Regions from separate parts of the Mus musculus genome. Here all the other regions are linked to region 1. The links are chromatin loops, found by intact Hi-C in ENCODE. Cell type or tissue: left cerebral cortex. All regions are shown on one strand.

The links. Hi-C counts contacts between places; a loop is a spot of excess contacts. Peaks named below come from ENCODE experiments on the same cell type or tissue, not always from the same donor. Only the 100,000 strongest peaks of a DNase experiment are listed, where the experiment ranks them.
Region 2: it touches region 1 in a loop (2.7-fold over the local background); 2 of 42 quality-filtered maps call a loop at or near these places.
Region 3: it touches region 1 in a loop (5-fold over the local background); 6 of 42 quality-filtered maps call a loop at or near these places.

Annotation. Positions count from the first base shown.
Region 1 is chr13:57,636,676-57,644,675 of GRCm38, forward strand. All of the region lies in intron 4 of Spock1 (sparc/osteonectin, cwcv and kazal-like domains proteoglycan 1), which reads right to left. Among named protein-coding and RNA genes, the nearest start is that of Gm33240, 200 kb to the left of the region's middle. In left cerebral cortex, a CTCF peak has its summit at 3,259 (motif pointing left); DNase peaks (open chromatin) are centred at 636, 1,219, 2,353, 4,412 and 1 more place; H3K27ac peaks cover 3,082 bases.
Region 2 is chr13:57,905,260-57,913,259 of GRCm38, forward strand. Spock1 (sparc/osteonectin, cwcv and kazal-like domains proteoglycan 1) reads right to left here and starts at 3,073. Exons shown (of 12, transcript NM_009262.3): 1 at 2,933-3,073; 2 at 2,143-2,328. The coding sequence starts at 2,328. In left cerebral cortex, a CTCF peak has its summit at 3,150 (motif pointing left); DNase peaks (open chromatin) are centred at 144, 940, 1,618, 2,389 and 4 more places; H3K4me3 peaks cover 2,693 bases; H3K27ac peaks cover 1,738 bases.
Region 3 is chr13:57,520,177-57,528,176 of GRCm38, forward strand. The region is part of intron 6 of Spock1 (sparc/osteonectin, cwcv and kazal-like domains proteoglycan 1); the gene reads right to left. Among named protein-coding and RNA genes, the nearest start is that of Gm33240, 80 kb to the left of the region's middle. In left cerebral cortex, CTCF peaks have their summits at 1,173 (motif pointing right) and 7,145; DNase peaks (open chromatin) are centred at 1,184, 2,309 and 4,468; H3K27ac peaks cover 2,416 bases.

The DNA.
Region 1 (8,000 bases):
AATATTCTTCCTGGTAATATAAACATAACCTTATTAACTAAGTCCCAGAGATGCCACATTTGGGATATAATCCAGTCCCCGGTGCCAAATCCTATGTTAACTCTTGGAAATGTTTCACAGGCACAGCTCATGTGGCAAGCAAGGAGATGGAAATCTCTAGAAAAATGGAAAGGGAAGCCAAATGATTATCTGCACCTACAGAGAGGTATCTTAGTCCTGGTTTGGGTAAGCTGTACCAGACAGGGCCTGTTGTCTCTTCCTGGCCGTGTGAACAACATCACTCTCTGATAGAACGGAAGGACCTCCCTGAAAACCCAGCCAGCTCCTTTCCACAGAGACAGCCATGACAAGAAAGAAGCCTGGGACTAAAATTCACATTGAAAGTCTATCACAGCAGGATGCACATTCATCAGTGTCATGGAGGAGATGGTGTGGACAGATACTCCAGCCCTTAACTCACCGCTACACAGGGACAAGCTGGGGTGCTGAAGAACAATCCACTACTGACCTCCTGGGCAGAGCATGGGCTGTAAGCCCAAGGATGCTATCATTCTTGAGCCATACTGATCCTGGTCTTATGACTCAGCCTCTCTTGACAACCAAGACTCTGGGCACGGCACAAACCCTCCTGATTTCTAACACCAGCTGGTGAGAGAAGGTGAAATCCGGAGAGAAATAAGAGAGCAGGAGGGGAAGGCATATGTGGCTGCTCAAGGCTCTCGTCACCTGAGCCAGAACACTTGTCACTCCCGAGTCTATAGGTGACACAAATTTGATTTTTAAAAATGCTCTAATTGTGGAAAATAAAGAGAATCCCAAAAGGCTCTGTGCAATGTGATGAGCGAGAGAAGCCAGATTAACGCCGGCACGAGCTGACGTTCAACCCTGTCTGAGAGGGGACGTTCTGTATTCTAGGCAGGCGTACGCAGCAATACAGACACACCGATGCACAGCCTCTATCAATTTCTTGGTGCTTGATGCATAAATCCTGCCAGGAGAACTGGTGAGCAAGGGGGGACGGGACAATGCTCAGAGGCTTCAATGGAGTTCAAAAGTCATTTCCATCAGGCAGTGAGGGAGTGATTAAGATGTTTGCTAGCTGAAGAGGGCTCCTTCCCGGACGGAACTCAGACTCTAAGAGGGAGCAGGGCGGGTGGCAAGCATTCTTCCCCGGAATTAAAAATCAGGTCACAGTAAATTCAAAAATAACTTTGTAAAGACCAAGGATGGGAATAGAAGTGGTTCTATAAATAATCGGCTGTATCCATATTCATTGTGAGCCTCTAGACGCGCGCGCCGGACAGGCGGCTTCCTCAAAGCTGAGGCAGATCCGATGTGGGGCTTTAAGAACGCCATGCATATTCACAGCCTTGATGTGCTCTAATCACAAATCAAAGTGCTTCAACTCATTAAATGTTGATTGCTGTTGCACAAAGGTGAAAGTCAACCCTCTAGCCAAGGTTCGAGTTATTCTAAGAAATGATGAGAGTTGAGCTCCTTCCAGCCACTCTCTGCCTAATGAGTGCACCACTCTCCGAGCAACTTCATTTAGGCTAACGATCACCTTGGTTGAACAAATAACTAACTGAAGACGGCTTTTAAAGTCTCGGATGGGACAACAGACACCACGGGCATGGTAGACCAACCTTCGTCACGTCTAAGGTACAGCCTTTGGCGGTCATGGAGCCACCCCACACTCCTGGAAGAGATAGGTCCGCTTCTCCAAGGAGGGTGGTATGCACGGATGGCAGGGGAGAGAGCTGTAGTCTCACCACCTGGATTGGAGGAGAACATTTCCCAAAGATGAGGAGGCCAGGCCAAAGGCATGACACTTACTCTGAGGAACTGACATGGGACATTATCCTGGCCCAACATCCTGCTGCCATCAGCCAGGGAAGTCTTGGGAAGCCACAGCTAATTACTGATGTTTACCATGTTGGCTTTCTTATCATTATCACAATTTACACTCCTTTCTCCCCTTAGGAGAGCATTACCATGTTTACCTGCATGCTTCAGTTAAATGAGAAACCCCCTCCCCCTCTAATCCCTGAGAATTTAGCACAGGATACTGTGTAAATGAGTTGACAGCATCCCAGCCTGCCCCAGCCTGTCCCAGACTGCAGATGTTATTCACTCTACCTGGCCAACAACATTATGATTTGTAATGTCTTTCCGACTCCATTCATGCCAACCAGAAGCTGCTCATGTCAAAAAGCGACTGCGCAGCAGCCACTCTTCCATCAATTCATCAGGCTGGCTGCAGGGATGCTCTCCAAAAATCTCTCTGAAATGATGCAGACTGGGGATGTCTGCCACTTGCAGAGGGAAGGAAAATCACAACTCTCTGAAGCCCAGAAGCTGGCAAGATTTAGACAAGGCTTGAGGAAAAGAAAGTCTGGCCCAGATTCTGGAAGATTTGGACTTAAATCCCATGCTATGCACGTGTTAGAAACCCTGGTTACTTAACCAGCTCAGGTCTCGTAGGGTTTTTTAATTCCTCCATGAAATAGAAGTAGCAATGCCTTACCTGTAGTTCATGGGACACATCAGTTAAGTCCTCTGGGACTTAGAAGATGGCTTGGTCAGTAAAGTACTTGTCACACAAGAATGTAATTAAACCTGAGTTTAATTCCTGGCACTTGCAGATTTTAATGCCCGGTGCTTCAGTGAGTGTCTATAGTCCTTGTGCTAGGGAGGTGGATACTTGGAGCGCTCTGGATAGATAATCTAGCTGAATCAGTGAGCTCCAGGCTCCAGGTTCAGGGAGAGACCCTGTCTCAAAATCATAAGGTAGAAGATGAGGAGGATATCTACATTCAACCACTGCCCTTCACACACATGCACACACACACTCACACCTGCACATACAGACATTCACACATGCTCAAAAGATCATGCCCAGCAAGTCATATCGGTTTGCTAAACATTAGATGTTTGTACTGTTTTTTAATTTTCTTCTTGACATCAGTACTAATGTCTGGTTAGCAGCACGGAAGCTTATAAATAAACACAGCTGTATAGAGTGAACTAAATAAAACCTCCAGAACTCCATGCATGCCAACTTTATGACTGGGCTAGTATCCTGTTGAAAATGGCTCAGTGTGGACCAGCGAGAAAGAAGCCCATACATAGCACCAACCCTGGCGAGATGGCTCAGCGGGTAAGAGCACTGACTGTTCTTCCCAAGGTCCTGAGTTCAATTCCAGCAACCACATGATGGCTCACAATCATCCATAATGAGATCTGATGCCCTCTTCTGGTATGTCTGAAGACAGCTACAGTGTACTTACATATAACAATAAATAAATCTTTAAAACAAAAACAAAACAAAAAAAATAGCACCAACCCTCATTTTACAGCACAGCAGAAGTGGACAAGCCAGCACTGTTCACCCCTTGTTTAATTCATCACTCTACATCACAAAGTCTATCCTTAGAACCAGTTTTAACTATCCTGTTCCATGAACCTTCAAATCTCATCTGCTTCCCACTGCAACCAGCCTCGTACAGTGTCTCAAATCCAGTCTATGACATTCTCTTACCTACTGACTCCCACCATACAGATTTGGCTGTTTAAATCCACTTAATGGCTACCTACAAAGTGTAGGGCAAAGCCCAAATCCCAGCATACATCAGCTGATCCCTTCAATCTCTCATCCCATCTCTCCCTCATGCAACACACTCCGACGTGTTTCCACATAGAGGCCACACGTGGAAGCTAATGTCCTCCACTCCTCGCTGAGCTGGCTTCATTCTGTCATCGCTATGGCAGCACTGCTCTTAACATACAGGAATGCCTGCTCCAGACCTGACCTGAGTGTTTTATAGGCATCTTCTTTTCCCGTCTTCACATAGCCCTACGAGAAAGGTCAGAACCCTGCCTGACCATGATTGCATGATTGTGAACATTATGGGGTCATGGGGCACAGAGATTAGGGCCAGACAGACCAGGAAGCACACAGGTAACACACACATACACACACACACACACACACACACACACACACACACACACAGGGAACTCAGGTGACGGATGCTGAAGGCAGCATCCTCTGATTTCTTTTCAGAACCACAGATCATGTTCAAAAACATAAGTCCTTGTGAAAACTGCCATGCTGGGCTGGATTCCCCGCCCCCGCCCAAAATCAATAACAACCCCTAAATCAGAGTACGTTTATAGGTGAGTAAAAGAAATGGGCTCTTGTCTAGTCCATCCTCATCTCACTGTACCCACGAGTGCAAAGGCAGCATGTGGCACTGCTGGTCCCAGATGTGGCTCCCAGTTCACCATCATCACCTGCATGGGCTTCAATAGGAATCATACCTCCAAGCACACAGAGAAATGGTAAGCCTTCCTGCCACACAGAGGGACAACAACAGAGATGATTCCAGAGAAGCTTACAGCTGAGGGAGGAAGAAGCGAAGTACCCCACACCCCTCCAACACCCCACTCCACCCACCCCTTGCTGTGACTCAGCTGGGCAACACTGCCTGGGACACATGAGGTAAGTGATTTGCCATGCTGGGTCTGTCTCCCCAACTGTATTATTACCCAGCTGCCTCTCCTGAGTGTTATGAGATGTAAGATAATAAGTGTATTAAAGAAATGCTAATACAATCCTACAAGTTAGAGTTGCTTTTAATATGTTACAACCGGCATAATTAACATGAGTGGGAGAAACATCCCATAATTATCACTAGAGCAAACGTTTATTAAGCAGTGACGGCATGCCAAGCAATGTCTTACGCAATACAGTGGGCTTGCTTCATTTAGCCCTTAGCTACCCCAACAAGAGAGAACAATCATTAGCCCCCTTTACAATCAAGGAAAGTGAGAACCAGGGAGATCAGGAATCCTGCAGACACAAATAGTAACTTGTGAGAAAGCCCAAGGTGCACTGTGCTAGCACATTCCATGGGCCACATGCTGAACCAGACATCAGGAACCTTCAGGAAAATGAGCATGGCATGTTGATCCCTGAGTGTAAATACACATGGAATGACAGCCCCTCTCCCCAGTAACACAGATCTCCACACACCCTTACATTTCAGGAGTCTCCTCTGGCCCCAGTTCTTGAGGGGCCCTGAGTAGCCTGTCTGAAGGATCCCTTGCATGCCTGTCACCAGCCAGCACCTCTGTCACCCTGTCTAGAATGTTGGCAATGACAAGTGCCCAGGATTAGACCTGCTCAGTGGGAAGGACTTCCCAATGCGGGTCACTGGAGGTTGAAACCAGCATACCAGCACCGACTCTCCATTCTGTGCTATATACAAAGTTTAGTGAATGCAGGACTCGGTGCTGAAGTGTCGTTTTTGATTCTTTCAGCTTTAACCACCAGCCATGAGGTACTGCCATTCACCACTGTACCTCATTCAGGCCTGGAGCTGGGCTTGCCTTCGGTTTATGTCTAGATTGCAGCAAACCTTCTGCTCAGCCACCATTGGCCCCACAGCCAAGGAACAGGAACATGGGCAGAGGTAGCAGGGTGGGGGCTATCCTGTACTACAACTCCATATCTGTACTTCCCAAGACATCTCTCCTTTGCCCTCAATCTAAAGGTTATGTTTTCCCTTTGCCCATAATTGTTTTTGATTGGTTTAGTCTCTCCATCAACAACAACAACAAAAAGCAACAACAACAACCACCTACTATTTATAGGGAAGAAGAGGTCAGCACTTGCAGGAGTCCTCCTGGTGGCTGGCAAGCAGACATGCCTAGTGACCGCTGCAGACTTGCTGAGTTGAGACATCTCACCCTCCTTCCCCGGGTAGTGCCTGCGCTGGTGACCTGGGGAGCTTGAGTGTGGTGTACTGTGTCTCTGTTTTTACAGATAGGCAGATGAAACCCAAGAGAGGTTAAGAAAGGCTGCCAGACCTGCTCTGCCTCTCCCAAACATCCTTTCTGCACCTGAAATAAAAGGCAGCAGAATTGTAGCTTGTGGTACGGAGGGAGGAACACAGAATGGCCATCTGACCCAGAGTGAAGCTCTGTGTCGGTCCGTCTAATGCAATCAGCCAGTGAATCTTCTTTTGACCTCCACATCCTCAATTTGTAAAACTAAGATACTAATGTTTGTCTCACAAAATCCTTGAGAGAAGGGGCTATCAACAAATGTTATTTCTTTCCTTCTACCAGATGAGCCATCTTTAAAATAACAACCACAAAAAGCGCCTCTATATTTCCCCAATTACAGAGCAATGTCATGTCCCCCTCTCCCCTTCCCGATCAAAGCCAGCACCATAGTAGGAATTGCTCGTAGAGTGTTTACAATTTCCTATTTCCAAAATACATTTTCCATCAGGTAATTCAAAGCTATTAAGGCTGCCAAAGCCTCAAATAACCAGGCCATGTCAGAGCCAGCATTGCACGATGCACACGCTGAAAATGAATTGCTTCTAAGCGCCATTTAGATGTGGAGGTAGTTTGATTTTTGCTCTGATATAGCTCAAACTGATTGAAACACTGTAAATATCCTTTCTAAAGTTGGAGGTTGCTACCATTACCATTGGCAGCAAACGTGAGACCGTTTTCATAATCATTTCTTGAGCCAAGAACCCGAGAGTGGCTTGTGTGACAGATGAGAAGGCACGGGGCTTGATTGAATCAGACTCGGGACAGTCTGCTTGACTGCGTTTTGCCTCCATTACGGGCCTGCTGTGACTTCAGTCTCCGTATCAGTCAAATGAGATACAACACAAGAAGCCAACCTTTCAGCCCATAACGGCTGTGGAGGTTACCTGTGTGGGAAAATGAACACTGAAACTGAAACTCTGATTCACACCGTCAATTAGTGTGCGTCTTCTAAGAACAGGCTTTCAAAGTGTGTGTGTAAAATGCTCAGTGTATGAACACAAAGCCACAGAAAACCCGGAGGGAAACTAACTTTCTCTGAACTCTAAATGTGAGGACCCCATATTTATAATACTGGGCATTAAGATTCCAGCACTTTCAGGACTCTCAATGTGCCAATATAGTCTTTTCAAACTCGTGTATTTGCCAACACAACTAGATTTGATATTGATTTTTTCATTACTAAGCCAGGGACTGAGAGACTTGGAAGCCAACGTACGATCCACAGCAGCCATTATTTTCTCCGTGTATTTCCAACTCTATAGAGTTTTAGGGTAACACTTTTACCCCATTATATACGGGATAATTGAGCAATGAGGTAGGCAGACAGTTGTATAGCGCCAGTTAGAGTCAGTCTTCTTTCTTCCACAGACGGGCTTATATGTATGCCTTCATTCTCACACAATAGGGCCAAGACTCAGGCCAAGGTTTTATGACTTCATCTCAAAGAAACTCTGAAAATGTGACAATATAAAGAAGCAAGTGGAGGGCTCACATGCCATCTCAATACCTCCCCATCCAGAACCTGACCAACTGTTTATTCAGGACACACCTAAAGCAATCTTACCTTAGTTCCTAGGGAGTTAACGATAAATCACTTATACTATTTTTTTTTTTATGTTTTAAAAAGATTTGTTTTTCTAGAACCTAGCAACTATTTATCCAGGGAACAACTAAAGCAACCTTACCTAAGTTGCTGGGGAATTAACAATAAATCATATATACTATTTTAAAAATGTTTTTAAGAGATCTGTCTTTAATCTAGAAGTTGTTTGTTTCTGTTATTTTTTAAATATTTTATTCTTATTTTATGTACATTGATGTTTTGCCTGCACAAATGTTTGTGTGAGTGTGTCAGATCTTGGCGTTCCTGACAGTTGTGAGTGTTGGGAGTTGAACCCAGGACCTCTGGAAGAGCAGCTCATACTGCTAACCACCAAGCCATCTCTCCAGCGATTTGTTTCTGTTCTTCAGAGATTCCCAACAACGCTTTCATTAGCGCAAGAAGGTATTGGGGAGAACACAAAAGGCCCAGTTACAGTCCATCAGTCACCCAGTCTGGAAATGGTGGCACCTGGAGAGGCACAGGAGAGACTTTACCAATGAATCAGCTCTGGCAATCTAAGCTTTCATCCCATTCATGACACAAT
Region 2 (8,000 bases), 270 kb after region 1:
AGTGTTCCCAGCCATGCTAAGAGACATGAACATAGCATCCCTCCTAGAAAGGAGTCCAGGTCCACATAGGAGAAGCCTGATGCTGCGGTTTAGCAAGCAGCCAGAATCTCACCATCAGTCAAGAGTTGGTGGAAAACATTGGTCTGCTATTTTTAGTCAAGACCATGCAGGCAAGGGAAAAATAAGAAATACACTGTTCATTTTCTTAAGATGCAAAGCTAAGTGGGAATTATGGCTTTAAACTCAAGGCACATTGAGGCTGCAGGCCTTCACGCAACTCAGAGGTCCAGCAGGCTCAAGTGTTTCTACCCACGCATCCCCTGTTCCAAGACACCCAGCAATGACGGACCATCCTCTAAACCAAACGTTCTGACCTTCCTAGTGCTGAGACCCTTAAATACAGTTCCTCGCATTGTAGTGACCCCCCTAACCATACAATAATTATTTTGTTGTTACTTCATAACTGTAATTTTTTCTACTGTTATGAACCATAGTGTGAAAATCTGATATGCATGGTATAAATCATATTGTAAATATCTGATATGCAGTATCCCAAAGGGGTTGCTCTTCACAGGTTGAGAACCACTGCTCTAAACCAAGCCCAACTTGCCCAGGTGTGTAAGGGTCCGTCATATGCCTGATTCTCCAACCCTTACTGACACGCAATAAATTAAAGCAAAAACAAAACTATGTCTTTCCCCCTCCATGCTCCCTTCCCCACACACCTGGCCAGGCATGGTAACATCTCAGGCTGGCCCTCAAGATCTTAAAAGCGCCATAGATGGCTAAGAGAACTTGTTAGGAACTGTGAGATGCAGACTAGAGTCTCCTTCTGTTGGGTCCAGCAGGCAGATCTGTGGCAAACAGTCCCAAATAACCAAGGAGATTCAGTGTGTGTTTGAAAAGCTCTTCCCAGAAGAAACTCCTCCAGGGAGGAGAGGGGCTCGGAGGATATAGCAGCAAATCCCGGAAGGAGATCTGGACAGGTGCTATTTAGAAAGCACTGGAAGCCATCTGGAGTCATGCAGTTCCTCAGAGACTAGCTCCCTGCAAGGCCTCGAGATACTGAGAATGGGTTCTGAGAAATCCATGGAGAAAAGTATGGGGTGCCTTTCTCTACCTCTGTATATAACTGTGATGATGTCCAGTGGCATGGCTCAGGTCACCCCTTTAAATATATATATATATGGTATGGCTCAGGTATATATATATATATGTATGTATATATATATATATATATATATAGTGTGTGTGTAATTTATTATATATTGCTTTTTTAATGTTCTAACACATAAACTACTGCATAAAAACAAAACATTCAAACATAAAAGCTTTACTCATTGTAAGTCTTAGACATTTTTACAATACTGAAAGCATCTCGGGGACAGGGATTCCTAATGTCCCCTTAATCCCTACCACTCTGGGGAGTCTTTGAAGGGGCTGGGGAGCAGGTCCTACTGGAAGGGGGCTTCTTGCCCCATCTTCTGGAAGCACAGAGGTATGTAGGAGCCAGGACTGTGGCGGAGACAAACAGCAGATGTGCCCTGATGCCCCAGGGTTTCTCCCCCACATCCCACCTGGCACTCTCCTGGGGAAAGGATTCTCTGATTCTCTGCGCTGCCTGTTCCCTTTTCCCTTCCACTGAAGTCTGGAAGACTCCAAGCCACTGCACTGTTCCCTGCTATCCCATCAAGTTCATTGCCAGGAGGCCCCCAAGACCTCCCCTCATGCCTGACCTCATGGCTTCTTAATAAATGAGCTATACACATCACTAGAGATTTTTTTTTCCTGATGCACCCAAAAGATAGCCAGATCCTGCAGCTCCCAGGACCTTCCTTCCAGGGTTTGGTAAAGTCAGTCTGCCATCAGTAGCTCTCAGACACTTGGAGAGCCCCTCTCCCCAAGCTGCTTAAGGTTTGTGCCCTGTTTCTGTGAGGACAGCTGCATCGATCCTACAAGTGCACATACCTGGAATACAGGTAACACGCAAGAGCACCCAGCCTTCCAAGTTCTCTTTAAAGTTCCTCTCAGGCTAGACGGATGCACTGTGGACCTCCATGAGAGGTTTGAACCTACCACCCCCAACCCCTACACTGGTCTCTGAGCCCCCCCCCCCCATTTTCCACCCCCAGCCGAACTCACATCTCGGAAGCGGTTCCAGTACTTGTCACGGTCATACTGGGAGACAGTGCTCAGCCACTGGTCATTGTCTAGGAAATTGGCGTTGTTGAGGGCCGCGCCACCGGCCAGCGCGTCCAGGTGCCGGCTGTCCACTTGGAGGAAGCACCACGCCGCGGCGGCCGCCGCGAGCACCGCGATCGCTGGCATCTGGGGGCAGGGCACACGGGCGTGAGCCGGTGACAACAGGGCTACCTCAAGCCCCTCACTCCCACCGGGTGTCTGGGCGCCTAGGGGCGCGCACAAGCTGCAGCGCCTGGGCTCACCGCGGGGACAGGGTGGTCCCTCTCACACCTGGGACGGAGGTTGCACCTGGAGAGCCCTTATGCATGGAAACAGCTACAAACGCAGAGCCTAGGTCACCGACTCGGGGCCGCCGTCAAACTACTGAAGACCCTCTCACCGGCTCTCCGTTGTGGGGCTCCAGTACATCTCCCCCAAAACCCGGATGCTCAATGTGCCAGCCGCACTCCCACAGACGGGCCCCACAGCTCTGGTGTAGGGATAGGGATAACGGCGCTCTGAGCATCATCCCAGGCTCTGGCAGACGGGGGCTTTGGGGTGCCCTCAAGCCGGGCTTCCCGTTCCCAGCTAAGGCAAAGGTCTCTCTGCTCCCGGCCCGCGGCTTCTGCGCAACAGGGACACGCAGAAATGCCCCCAGGCCCTGACCCTGCCAGCCCGGGAGATGGCCTCAGGAAGGTCCCAACTACGCCAAATATGCCAAGTTGGGGCTCAGTGTTCTGCGGACACGTACCTTGGGAGCCCGCCCGAGTCCCGGCGCCCGAGTTGCTGGGGTTCCTGTACCGCGGTGGCTGGGAAGGCTGATGCCCGGCTCGTTCCCTTGCGCACCTGCCGCCGCCGCGCGTCCGGCCGCTTTGTGAGCCCGCAGCGCTCTGGCTCGTCTCGGGCGCGGCGTCCGCGGGCGGAGAAGCCTGAGCTCCTAGCCGAGGCCTCTGGCGCCCCCTGGCGGCTACTTGGCGCTCAGCGGTCCCATCCGGGAGCGTGATTCATTCGCAGCTCTACAGGGCTGACACAGATTTCAAGCTCAGGGAAATGATGTTAGAAGGCCAAGAAGTCGCCAGTGTTGAGGGACTCTCAACGAGTAAGTGCTTGGGACACCCGTCTCAGAATCTCTACGGTGGAGAGAGGAGACTCTCTCCAAGAGTCGGCCCTTTAAATGAGTCCCTGTTGCGTCTTGTGCACAGACAATATTTAGGTGAACTTCTCTACTCCCTGGTTCAAGCCATACACCCAGCATCTCTAAGTCTGATCTCCAACCAGAGCCACCCCTAAGAGTCCTGTGGAACCGACCTCCAGCTTCAAGCACGGACAGAAGGAGAAAGCTGGCCTTGACCCAGCCCTCTCTTCTCTTTCCAAATACTCAGCGTGTTTGGTTTAATAGGGGTGGGAGCGACTTAACAGGTGCATCGCTGCCTACTTCTTGGCACAGCTATAGCCTATAGCCCTGAACACACACACACACACACACACACCAAACTCAAAACCCTTCAGGACACTTCCCTGAGAAACACCCAAACCCTAGTCCCCTGCACACCTGGTCCTTGCCCTCTTACCCTTCTGCCTCTGTTTGCCCCCACCCACCCACCCACCCCTGCCTTCTTGTCCCCACTTTCTACACAGGCTAGCCTTGGGGTCAGACCCCAGTGGCAAGGGCTCCTCCAGGCCTGGGATCACTTTGCCCCTGGGCAGACTTGAGCTACCAGAATATCTGAATGCATTCTGCAGCTGCCTCATCTCCATTTGTTCCGAGATTTGTGGTCCCTGTGATTCAGGCCAGGACCTCGGTGACACTGCCCTGAGAACTCAGTGTTTCTCCAGCTGCAAGCTCACTGCGCTTAAGGTCACTTATGGCAAGCGTGACCTTCCCGTGGGCTGGAACTCTCTGACAGTGCGATCTGCCTTGCTCTCAGCAGCTGCACCAGTCATGACACACCACCAACAGTCAGTATCAGAGGGATCCTGAGCCCTGCTTTTCAATATGCCACCACGATGATGTGGCCGGTTGTGAGTCGTGCTGTAATAATTGGGCAGATGGCATGGTTTAAGCATGTGAATTGCAGTTCTTGTGCATTCTGGGAGGCCTTAGTACAGGAGAAGTGGAGTCTTTTTTTTTCATGTTGGGGAAACACCTCACCCAGAGAGTATCTTATCACGGGGATGAACACAGTGAGTATCTGATGTCATAGCTGGAGAGAGAGAGGCTTGGGATAGTGAGAGGAATGCATCTCATTTCAAGAGAAACTTATGTGCCAAGTTGGGGCTCAGTGTTCTGCGGACACGTACCTTAGGAGCCCGCCCAAGTCCCAGGACCGCAGTACCGTGGCTGGGAAGGCAGCTGCCCGGCTTGTTCCCCTGCGCACCTGCCGCCGCAGCCGCCGCCTTTGTCCCGCGCTCTAGCTCACATACGGGCCTGTGCAAGCATTACCTCTCATTCCCCAGCCATGTTTTGTCAGCACCCCTGTTCTGAAGAGTCACACCCGATGTCATTTTTGCCTCCTCATAACCAGTTCTTTCATCAAGCCATCTTAATCTACCTTTGAGTTAAGTGATTGGCCACACCAGCCGCCTGCCCTGCTCAAGCCTGGGCTCTTTCTATGAACTCCTGCAGCATGGCCATTCCTGGCTCTTCAGTCGTCACGGATCATCTTTTCCAGTCGTCACGGATCTTTTTTTGTTTTGTTTTGTTTTGTTTTGTTTTGTTTTGTTTTGTTTTTCGAGACAGGATTTCTCTGTATAGCTCTGGCTGTCCTGGAACTCACTCTGTAGACCAGGCTGGCCTCGAACTCAGAAATCCGCCTGCCTCTGCCTCTGCCTCTGCCTCTGCCTCTGCCTCTGCCTCTGCCTCTGCCTCTGCCTCTGCCTCTGCCTCTGCCTCTGCCTCTGCCTCTGCCTCTGCCTCTGCCTCTGCCTCTGCCTCTGCCTCTGCCTCTGCCTCTGCCTCTGCCTCTGCCTCTGCCTCTGCCTCTGCCTCTGCCTCTGCCTCTGCCTCTGCCTCTGCCTCTGCCTCTGCCTCTGCCTCTGCCTCTGCCTCTGCCTCTGCCTCTGCCTCTGCCTCTGCCTCTGCCTCTGCCTCTGCCTCTGCCTCTGCCTCTGCCTCTGCCTCTGCCTCTGCCTCTGCCTCTGCCTCTGCCTCTGCCTCTGCCTCTGCCTCTGCCTCTGCCTCTGCCTCTGCCTCTGCCTCTGCCTCTGCCTCTGCCTCTGCCTCTGCCTCTGCCTCTGCCTCTGCCTCTGCCTCTGCCTCTGCCTCTGCCTCTGCCTCTGCCTCTGCCTCTGCCTCTGCCTCTGCCTCTGCCTCTGCCTCTGCCTCTGCCTCTGCCTCTGCCTCTGCCTCTGCCTCTGCCTCTGCCTCTGCCTCCCGAGTGCTGGGATTGAAGGCGTGCGTGTGCCACCACTCCCGGCGTCACGGATCATCTTCCTGTACCGGAGCCTCAGCCACACCTTACTATTCCACCTTAGCATCCTTCCCCTAGGCATCTGCAATCCCTTGTGGCCCCTGCTGAGAGTCTGTAAGTCAACCCCCCACCCCTGCCCACAACGGTTTAGAAGCTTCCCACTCTATTCCCAGCTTCATACTCAGCATTTTCAGGGTGCCCACGGGGGCATACGCTTTTCACACCTGTATCCCTAGGCTTACCTCGGAACTTGACATTGAACACTCAATAAATCCAGTAATGGCCAGAACAAGCAAACGCCAGAACCCTGATGCACCTGGAAGTCTTAACCCCCTCCCTCTACCCCACCTCCACCCGCCATCTCCAACCTTTGGGTCTTCAGAGCAAATTTCTGATTTTTTTTTTTCTGGGAAGACCTGTCCCTAGTTTAATTAGAGGGCATCTGCTCTTGGCCAGGTGCCAGCCTCACAACTGGAATTGTCCCTGTAACCACTGTTCACAGGAAGGGCAGCCAGCACCGGCCAGGCTGGAGGAGGGTGTCAGAGCAGGTCTGAGCCAAGAACGGACTTAACCTTGTAGTAGGGTGAAGAGGCTGGCAGCTGGACCCCTGCCATCCGCTCAGCCGGCGCTTCCGGGGAGGGGTGTGAGATTTATTCGGCTGTAAGAAGCACCCAGGACCAAATCAATACCGTGCCTTGGGGCTGTATTTCTGCTCTTCATTGGCTCGCATACAAGTATAATAACTCCTTGTTTTAACATAGTTCTCATTTCCAGGGAGCCCACATGTTTTATTTTCGGTTTAATGGATCCTCAAACATGTGCTCCTGGCTAGACAGAAGCAGGCAGAACTGTTGCCACTTTCTGCCGAGGAGAGGGGATGGATGGCTGGAAGAACTGTGAAGGTCACAGAGAGACGGTCTAGCCCAGTCTAGCTCCGGAAGTCTAAGATAGCACTCCCCAGGGACCCTCTGCTGGCAGGCCGGGCTGGGAACCACCTACTGGGCTTCATTCAATGATAAGGGTATGTTGTTTGGCTGTCAGCCTGAGTTTATTTTTAGCTGCAAACTAATATGTCTTCCTGACATATGTCACCTCCATTTCAGTACCTCAGCTGCTCTGAGTTCAAAATGTCGACAGTGAGTGTCATCTCTGGTCACGCCTACTCCCTGACCTATGTCCTCACCTCAGGAAAGCACCCTCCCTATCCCAGCATCAACTCTGACCTTCTCTGGCCCCACCTTCAGGGACCTTGGAGGGCTACTGGACTCTTGAATTCTTACCAGATCCTTCTCCCTCGAGACTGTTTTCCTTCATCTCTCACCCGAACTGCACTGCGCAGGGCCCTTGGCTGGGGTCTCCATCTTCCCATCACCACAGGAAATTCTTTTGTGGGCCCTGAGAGGGAAGGAAGCCCTTCAGAGGCATTGAGTCTTCTCTCCATGTAAACGTGACCTCTTCTCCATATTTGCTGCTCTTGCTGTCCCCTCAGGTCAAATACCCAATACCTCAGCTTGAGGCCCTGTGCCTCCCTCTGAGCCATTGGGCTTCCCCCTGCCCCTACCAGATTCCTGCCTTCTGTTAGGATCACCCACATCTTCTGACAGGCCACATCATCACCCCAAGTCCTCAGACACAGCTTCCCCGGTCCCCACAACCCCAAGGCCCTCAGAACTACTTCCTACCCATCTTTCACCAGACACGCTCAGGAGAATGAAGGTGCAGCCTCATCCAGGTCGATTCTACTTACTACTGAGTCTGTAGCACTTTGCAAAACCACGTGCACATAGTAGGTACACAAGAAATGCTGACTTAATTGAGGGAATGTATGCTCAAAGCTCTGCACATAGTAGGTAAACAACCAATGGCAACTGAGAGAGCAAAGGCTCAAGGTTCTGTGGTTTATTATTTTTTATTATTATTATTATTATTATTATTATTATTTCTTTCATTTCTGAGAAGCAAGGAAGCTCCCAGGTTTGTGTTAGAGATTTTAGGACCTCCAAACCTCTTGAGTAGAGGACAGAGCCATGAGAGAGCTGTGACCTTGCACTTCTGGGCCAGTCTGTCATAAACATAACACTGCAGTCAATCCTTCCCTAAGAAGAACAGGAAGGAAATTGATGCATTTCTTGTCATCATGGAAAATGCTCACCAAGCGGGGCCTGTACCTTTTATGAACACATTGATCTCACCCATTGATTCCACGTATGCAGCAGAGTCGGGTTCACCTCATCTCCGCGTCCCTGGCAGCCATTCCCCCCACACTCACGTGCCTTCCTGTTTTCTTCCCTCTCTCCAGAGCCACAGTGAATGGGTGACCTATCTCAGGAGCAACTCATCTTAAGCAAACATGTATATCACAAAGAGAAGAGAATAAACACCAGAGCTCGAACAGTCAATCAACTACCC
Region 3 (8,000 bases), 120 kb before region 1:
TCTCCATTCAGTTCCTGACTACCCACTTAATATTCCTAACCCCGCCCCCCAGATACATTATCTGTCTCCCCCTCCTCTGCCATATCAATACCATGGGGACAGTACTTTCCCCTGCTGGCTTAGAGCCTAGACTGTCTCTGGCTGATGGAAAGATGGCCAGCCTCCTGTCAGTGCCCAGGACTTGAACGGCTGGGGACTCTCTGGAAGGAGTCAGGTGGAGAAACAAGAGATGGATCTTTGGCTCCATTCAGAACCTTCCCAAACATGCAAGCAGGTGCACCTTCCTCTACTAGCAGTTAAAAGACACGACTTTGACATCTGGTTAAGAGCACCTGTTGCTTAAGCAAAGGACTCTAGTTTGGTTCCCATCACTCACACGGTGGCTCATGATCTGTCACTCCAGTTCCAAGGGATCTGATTGGCACACTCTTCTGACCTCTGCCTGCACCAGGCACACGCTGTGGTTCATTTACATACATGTGGGCAAAACACGCTCATACACATAGAACAAATAAATCTAAAAATAATTATTTTAAATACTGTAGCCACAATTGTGGGACTTGAACCAAGTTGGGGGGTGGGGGGACCAAAAGGCCCCAACCAGAGGACCTCTGACAAGAAAGCTGCCTAGAAAACCATACCTTGGGATGAGGTAGGGTAGGGCAGGGTGGACAGCCACTGTCTGGGTTAGAAGAATAATAGCAAACATGATAGTTGCCTCCTTAGTACTTAGGTGCAAAGCTATAAGAGTCTTTTGGGGGAGAAAGCATAATGATTTTAATGTGAATCACAGTTTTAGGTGATGCTTTAAAATTATTTTTCCATGAGTGCAATGGTAAATGTTTTCTAAGGTGGATACATAGAAGGACGCCCCTATCTGTTGACAGGGGTTACTCATCAGAATGTCTGGAAACTGCTAAATGCTTCAAGGGAAAGGATACAGGTGTATATGGAAAACATAACGGCAAGGATGTTAACAGCTACTGTATCTTGGTGATAGTGGGCAGAGGTTACTCATTCTGTCTTAAGCTCTTTATATACCCAGTGGTTACAGAAGCAATAGCTTGGGAAGGGATTTTAACTTGCTTTGCCTGTTGGTTCCTGAAGACTTCCCAGAATCCTAAGCACAGGCCACTTTAGCCAGCAAGCAAGGTCCTTGCTCCTGTTTCCCGGTAGAGGGCGGACTCTTAATGAGCTGTGACTGGATCCTGCTGGCTAAGACCTGCCTAACCCTCAGGAAAGAGCAGACCTTCAATAAGTTGTTAAAGAGGCAATAATTGAGGTTCTCCCTAGACATAAAATCTTTAGGATAAAAGCAAGCAGGACTCAGTCGAAGGCTAAATGCACAAGCATCAACACAAAGATTTTAGTTAGACCTTGCAGGGTTACTCTTTCCTCCCGTTACAAAGCAGGAAACTGAGGCTAAAACTGAGGCTAAGAGACTTGTCTGTTTGCTCTCTTAAGAAACTTCCTTTCTCTCCCCCCTTCCATCTCACCCCTTTCTCATATTCTGTCAATGACTTGCCAAACCCTCTCTATAAAAGAGAGGGCAAAGTTCAGCCAATTCATACACAAATTGCTTTCAGATGAAATGCTGAAAGACGTTAACTGTAAATTGTATATAACAAAGCCAGTGCCTAGTGTCACACACAAAATACCAAAGACATATGCAAGGCTCCATATAAAGGGGGCTTTAGAAAAAAATAAATGATGTGATGTTTTGCACACACACACACACACACACACACACACACACACACACAGAGAGAGAGAGAGAGAGAGAGAGAGAGAGAGAGAGAGAGAGAGAGAGAGAAAGCAAGCATGCACAGGGAGGGCAAAGATACTGTAACAGTTTGCCACTCCCCAACCCAGACCCTGTTACAGCAGAGATATTGTAACAGGTTGCAGCTGAGATCAACATCCACAGCTTCAGTTTGCCGCTCTTCCCCCCACCCCATGTAATATACTTGGGGAAAGAAGGTGGCCCTCCCAGAGGTCTTCCCAGTCCAGCACATGCTCCACTCCCCAGACAGCCCCGTTCTGAGCTCCATTTCTGGCTTCCCATTCCAGGCGCTTCTTTTCTTTTGATGCTCGCTGCCGGTTCCTTCTTCCTCTTCACTGGCTGTTCTGCTAGGACACCTCTGAGGGCTGCAGACAATTCATAGTTCTAAATGTATATGGCATATCTCCTCCGTCTAGAATTCCTGGGGACAGAACAGATGAGGAAGGGCTTCTGGTCCCCAGGCCTGCTTCCTCTTGGTGCCAAGAATAGCACCCAGGCACCGTGAGTGCTTGATAGAGATGCCAACTGAAGAACAAGCAGAAGAGAAGGTGGTGCCCAGAGCTGGCTGGTGCCCTGTGCCTGCTTCAGCTATCAGTTCAGACCAAGATGGGGCCCTGTAGCTGGGGCAAACTCACAGACTGATCAGGGCTGGTTTTCTCCTAGCCACATGGAGAAGAGCTCCAAGAAGAAACTTAATTGCCACAGAAATAAAGAAAGCTAGCAGCCCAGGGAAAGACAGATCTGCTCCGGCATTTCACGTTCCCATCTGTTCCAGTTTCCTCCAGGGCCCCGCCTCTGTGCCTAGGGTCAATCCCTTACATTCCCCCACCATCCTGGCTATCTTAGTCGGGCTTTCTATTCCTGCACAAACATCAAGTTGGGGAGGAAAGGGTTTATTCAGCTTATACTTCCACATGGCTGTTCAACACCAGGGGAAGTCGGGACTGGAACTCAAGCAGGTCAGGAAGCAGGAGCTGATGCAGAGGCCATGGAGGGATGTTTCTTACTGGCTTGCTTCCCCTGGCTTGCTCAGCTTGCTTTCTTTTTGAACCCAAGACTGCCAGCCCAGGGATGCTACCACCCTCAATGGGCCCTCCCACCTTGATCACTAATTGAGAAAATGCCTTACAGCTGGATCTCATGGAGGCATTTCCTCAAGAGAGGCTCCTTTCTCTGTGATAACTCCAGCTTGTGTCAAGTTGACACACAAAACCAGACAGTACGCTGGTCTGTTTATCTGTCTGCTTCTAGAAGGAAAAAAGCATCTCCTTTGAGACCTTGGCACACAGCAAGTACAAATGTAGTCCATATTTATCTGTGGGGTGTGTATCGTATAGCCCCATGTGTCACTATATCCATGGTATAGAATGAGATGCTATAGGTGCGATGCTGCATGGTACTCTATAACTCCAAGATGGCCTCTACGATGGTCTGAGTTTTGGCAAAATCAGATCATCTGGAACGTTCAGTGAGGAGGTGAAGAGGTCAGCTCAGGAACTTTAGAAAATTCCACTGGACCCCTCCTGTCCTGGAAGTGAAAGGTCATAAAGGACATAGGCACCCCTCCCCTCTAGAAGGGAGGGGCTAATGACATTCCTCAGACCACAGGAGGAGGCACCGACCACCTGAGCTCATGGACACATTCACGACTATTGGCCACCCACCTCATTCCCTATAGACCAATCAGATTAACAGTCACACTGTTCTACCAATCACATTGTGCCTAATGGCTGCTGCCTGGAGAACTGTATAAAGGCTCACCAGACAGGCTGCACATGGTTGTTCTCTCTCCCCACGTGCAGGGCAACCCCAACATGTTGGAACAATAAATTCCTCTTGCTTTTTGCATCGGTTCCCGGTAAGCTAAGGCTCGCTAGATTCTTACATTGGCAGAAGGAGGAGATGAGAGCATGGAGAAATGACATCAAAATGATAAAAGAGAAAGAGGTTCCGGGTCCCTGCTGGAGACTAAGCCTGAGGCAGAAGGTCCCACAGCTATTCCATGGGAACAGATAAACTTTGGTATTCCCAGGGGAGCCCTCTGGGAAGAGCATTTTGAGGAGTCTGCAATGGAGGGAAGTCCAGCCAGAGCCTGAAAACACAGTTGGGTTTGTAGGACAAGGTCTCTGAGGTCAGCCTGATAGACCCTCCTCAGAAAACTGCTTGCTGGTAAACCCTGGTGATTGGCACATGACTGTGCCTGGAGAAAAGTGGGCTTGCTGGAAATTCATTAATTAATCATCGTCCCAGAAACTGCAGATGGCTAAGACTAACATTTCCATGTCACAAACAAGAGGACACAGGCAAGAACGGAACAGGACGAGAAGTCCTTGGGTCCTGGAATCCTGAAGTAAGGAAGGAAGAAAGGTGAGAAGAAATGCTAAAGAGGGAAGATGTTTATATAGGGGAAGCAGGGAATACCCAAGAGGTGCATGAAGCAGAGTGGAAACCAGGACACCCTGTCTCTCATCTCTGCGGGGTGTAAGGGCTCGCCAGCTCCAGGAGGAAAGGAAGACAATGTTCTAGGGTACCCACAATGCTTAAAATAAACTCTGATCTATAAACACCCTCAGAATTCCATCTCTTTTCTGCCTGTCCTGATTTTCTAATACTGTGGAGAAGCATGGAGGTGCTCCTCTCCCAGCCTGCTGTGCTCCCATGCATTACCAGTGGACTGTAGTATTCGTCCTCCACAGTCAGAAGTCCAAGAAGATGTAGGACAGGCTGGGGTGGAGTTGGCACAGGGCTGTTGTCTGCCAGGGCTCTTACCCTGAGCCCAAAAGGGAATCTGACACCTTGAGCTCCAGGGAATCACCAGGGGTGAAAATCAAAGTCATTTGCATAACCCTTCCAAGCTTCCTTTCTTATCAGGGAATAAAGATAACCCTGCTGCCTGCAGCCCATCAAGAAGCCAGAACAGAAGGCTGGCAGATGTCTCATGACTGGCAGCGTTCCTGGCACTGGCGAACAACATAACTTATTCCCTTCCTCTGTCTCCCACCAGCCCCACCTTTACCCTGTCCCCTCTTCAGCTGCTCCACACCTGAGAGGTCTCTGTAAAAATGCAGATTTGATGGAGACTCCCATCCCAACTCACACCCATGCCCTGCTCCCCCATCCTCTTCAGATGAGAAGCTTTCTAGCCCAGTAGAAAAGGCTCTTCCCACATGTGTCCACCTGGCCCCATTCAGGCCTCTGATGGCCCACTTAAGACCTCTTGGCCAAGTCCCTGGAGCCTCCCTCTGATGCTTTGCTTCCTAATCCCCCCGGAAGTTTAGGGAAGGATCTCTGAGCTCCAGGGCAAGCGTGTGTGCATCTCTGAGTTTCTTGTGCTCAGCGTTTGGATGCTCACCCATGCTCTCATCTGCTCCAGGAGATCACCTTTCAATTCACACGTGGTACTAAATAAGAATGGATGGATAAACTGGTGAGTAGCTAGATGGACAGACGGATGGACGCTATTACACTGCATCTAACTGCCAGTTAAACAATTCTACATGGGTTTGCTGCTGTCTTCACCAGTCAAACTGCCCAAATCACGTCATTCCTTACCTCTTGACCCCAGGTTTTGGGACACCTTGGCCCATATCACACACAATTTCAAGGCTTCAATGTTCGTTCTCACCACCCGAACCTCCCTGAAGCAGATCCTGAACTGGAAACATCTTATTTGCAAACCCTGAGACAAACCCAAGTCTACCCTTCAGAGGCCAGTCACTGTCAGGTCCCTAAGAGAAGTATTCAGACAAAGGGCTAAATGAGGTACCTATTAGAATGCCAAATGCAAGCTGGCCCCAGCCAAGCTCACTTGTACTGTGGTTTCTCCCAGCTCTTCCAACCCTGCCCCCATCCTAAACCTCCTCAGCCCCTGGGCCTAGCTTGCCTTTTTCCCCAGCTTCTCTTTCCTATATAACCCTGCCCTTTGGCCATGGGCTTTCTTGGTTCTCTTGGCTCCATGGGAATGTGTGACCTTAGAGAACATAAGATGACCACTGAAAGACCTTGCTGGAATAGCATGCTGGGGACCTCCCTTCCAGAATCACCCAGCAAAGCAAGCTTTACAAGAAAGCCCAGACCACAAGGCAGGTGCAGATAATGACCAAGAATGCTTCAGTTCCCTCTTCTGGTGACTAAGACCTCCCTTTACCCAGGCCACCTATGCTGCTTAGGGAAGGTCATGAAAAGACACTTGCCTCTCAGAAAGGGAGAGGCTAATTACCATTTCTAAAAGGGGGGGGGATGAAAAGGTCACCTTGGGCCCACAATGGGCTTAAACCAACTCATGTTGTTATCAAGGCCTACCCTTAAACTGTATAAAAAGTGTGTGCTTAGGAGATAGGGGTTGCCTCTTCCCCCATTGCAGGATGGATCAATAAACCTCTTGCTTATTGCATCAATCTCTGTCTCTGTGTTTCTGTGAGTGGGACATCCCGGATGTAAGGCTCTTCAGGTCTTACAGCGCCACTCTTAAACCTCTCTTGCTCTTCTTTTATCTTGCTCTCTTCTCTCTTCCCTCTCTTCCTCCCTCCCCCACCCCTCTCTCTTTCTCTCTCCTTTCCTGACCCTGTTCAGTTTTCCTGGCCACTTTTCCACTGATACTTTCTTTCCCTGCTCTGAACTCTCCCAGATGCCTCTCGTTACACTTTCCCTCCTGTCTACAGTAAAAATCTCCTCAACCAAACTTTGGAGCCATCTTCCTTTTCATTCAGTCCCCATTTGATCCTGACTTTCTTCAACAACATGACCCTGATGTGTCATCAGCTGCCACCCAATTCCCTCTGTCCCTGCTTCTCCCCTATGGTCCCCCATCCGATGTCCCTCTCTTTTCCACCCTGAGCCCTCCCTGCTTAGAGATACTCTCTACCATTTATCTCCTGCAGGTCCCCTGGGGTCCAGCTGTTGTGTTTCATAAAAAAGGGAGCCAGGGATATGTTTGATAGAGGTGCAATATGGTGTGGGGGAAGGGGGTACCTCTGCAGGCCCATGCTGAGGCATCTCTTCCCCCTGAGGGACCAGCCACATGAAGATATAGTATGGAATAGAGTTTATTTAGGGCATGGGGAGGGGAGTTGAGGGGGTAGTAGAGGCAGAGGAAGGCGGGGGAGGGGGATGAGGAGGAGTAAAGAGGCTGGCCATGAACAAATGGAGAGTGGGGGGGGGGAGACAAGAAACAGAGGGAAGAGAGGAAGAGAGTGAGAGAGTAAGAGAGGAGGCAAGCATCCCCTTTTATAGTGAATCAGGCACACCTGGCTATTGTCAGGTAACTGTGGGGCAGAGCCTAGAAGAAATGCAGATACCAGCCCTGTTTCTAGGCCACCCTCCCTCAGCTACACACAGCCCCCTTCCAGCTCCTCGCTGCCCCCTGTCGTCCTGACAGTGTTTCCCTGTGAGAACATAGCACTGCAATTTCCGGACTTTTCTTTAGTATATATATATGTTTCTCTCATCATACAGACCCAGCATCATCCACAATAGCGGCAGAAATGGCTTTTAAAGTCTTCATGAATCATCGGTTTGAGCAGCTAATCATTTACATGGCATTTGCACTAAAAAACGTTACCTCTTCTTTTTCCTTCAAAGTTCACCCCTGTCCCGGCACAGAAGGAACTGGAACACCAACCCAGCACACAGATAAACTGAGGTTCAGAACTGCTCGCTTAGTGGAAGCCGCTCTGGGGAGAGGCAGAAGGTATACCCTGCTTTGTTGTATCAAGATCCAGTCTGTGCTCTTAGGGCGCTTAATTGTGCTCTTGGGCCAAGTTTCATTGCTGAGTCATCTATCCTCACATTGTTGGAAGAAAGGACCAAGCCAAATCCCATGCTGGTGCCACATCTCTGTAAGGGGACATGCACTTAGCTAGGGTTATGTAATTTTTGCTTCGGGAAAGACACAGAGTTGCAGCCTCTCCTGGGTGTTTCTGGAGGGGCCGCTGTCATGACCCCCTGTTTGCAGGCTGCTTGTGGTCAACGTCCTTGGTCTTTTGCTTCCCCTGAGCATACCAAGCTCTTAGAATACTACGCAGCCAAAGTGCCGACCCTTTAATTGTTAGCTGAGATGAAAGAGTGACTGTGTGTTGCCTAGAGCTTTATTGCTGTGAACAGACACCATAACCAAGGCAACTCTTACAAGGACAACATTTAATTGGGGCTGGCTTACAGGTCCAGAGGTTCAGTCTATTATCATCAAGGCGGGAGCATGGCAGCATCCAGGCAGGCA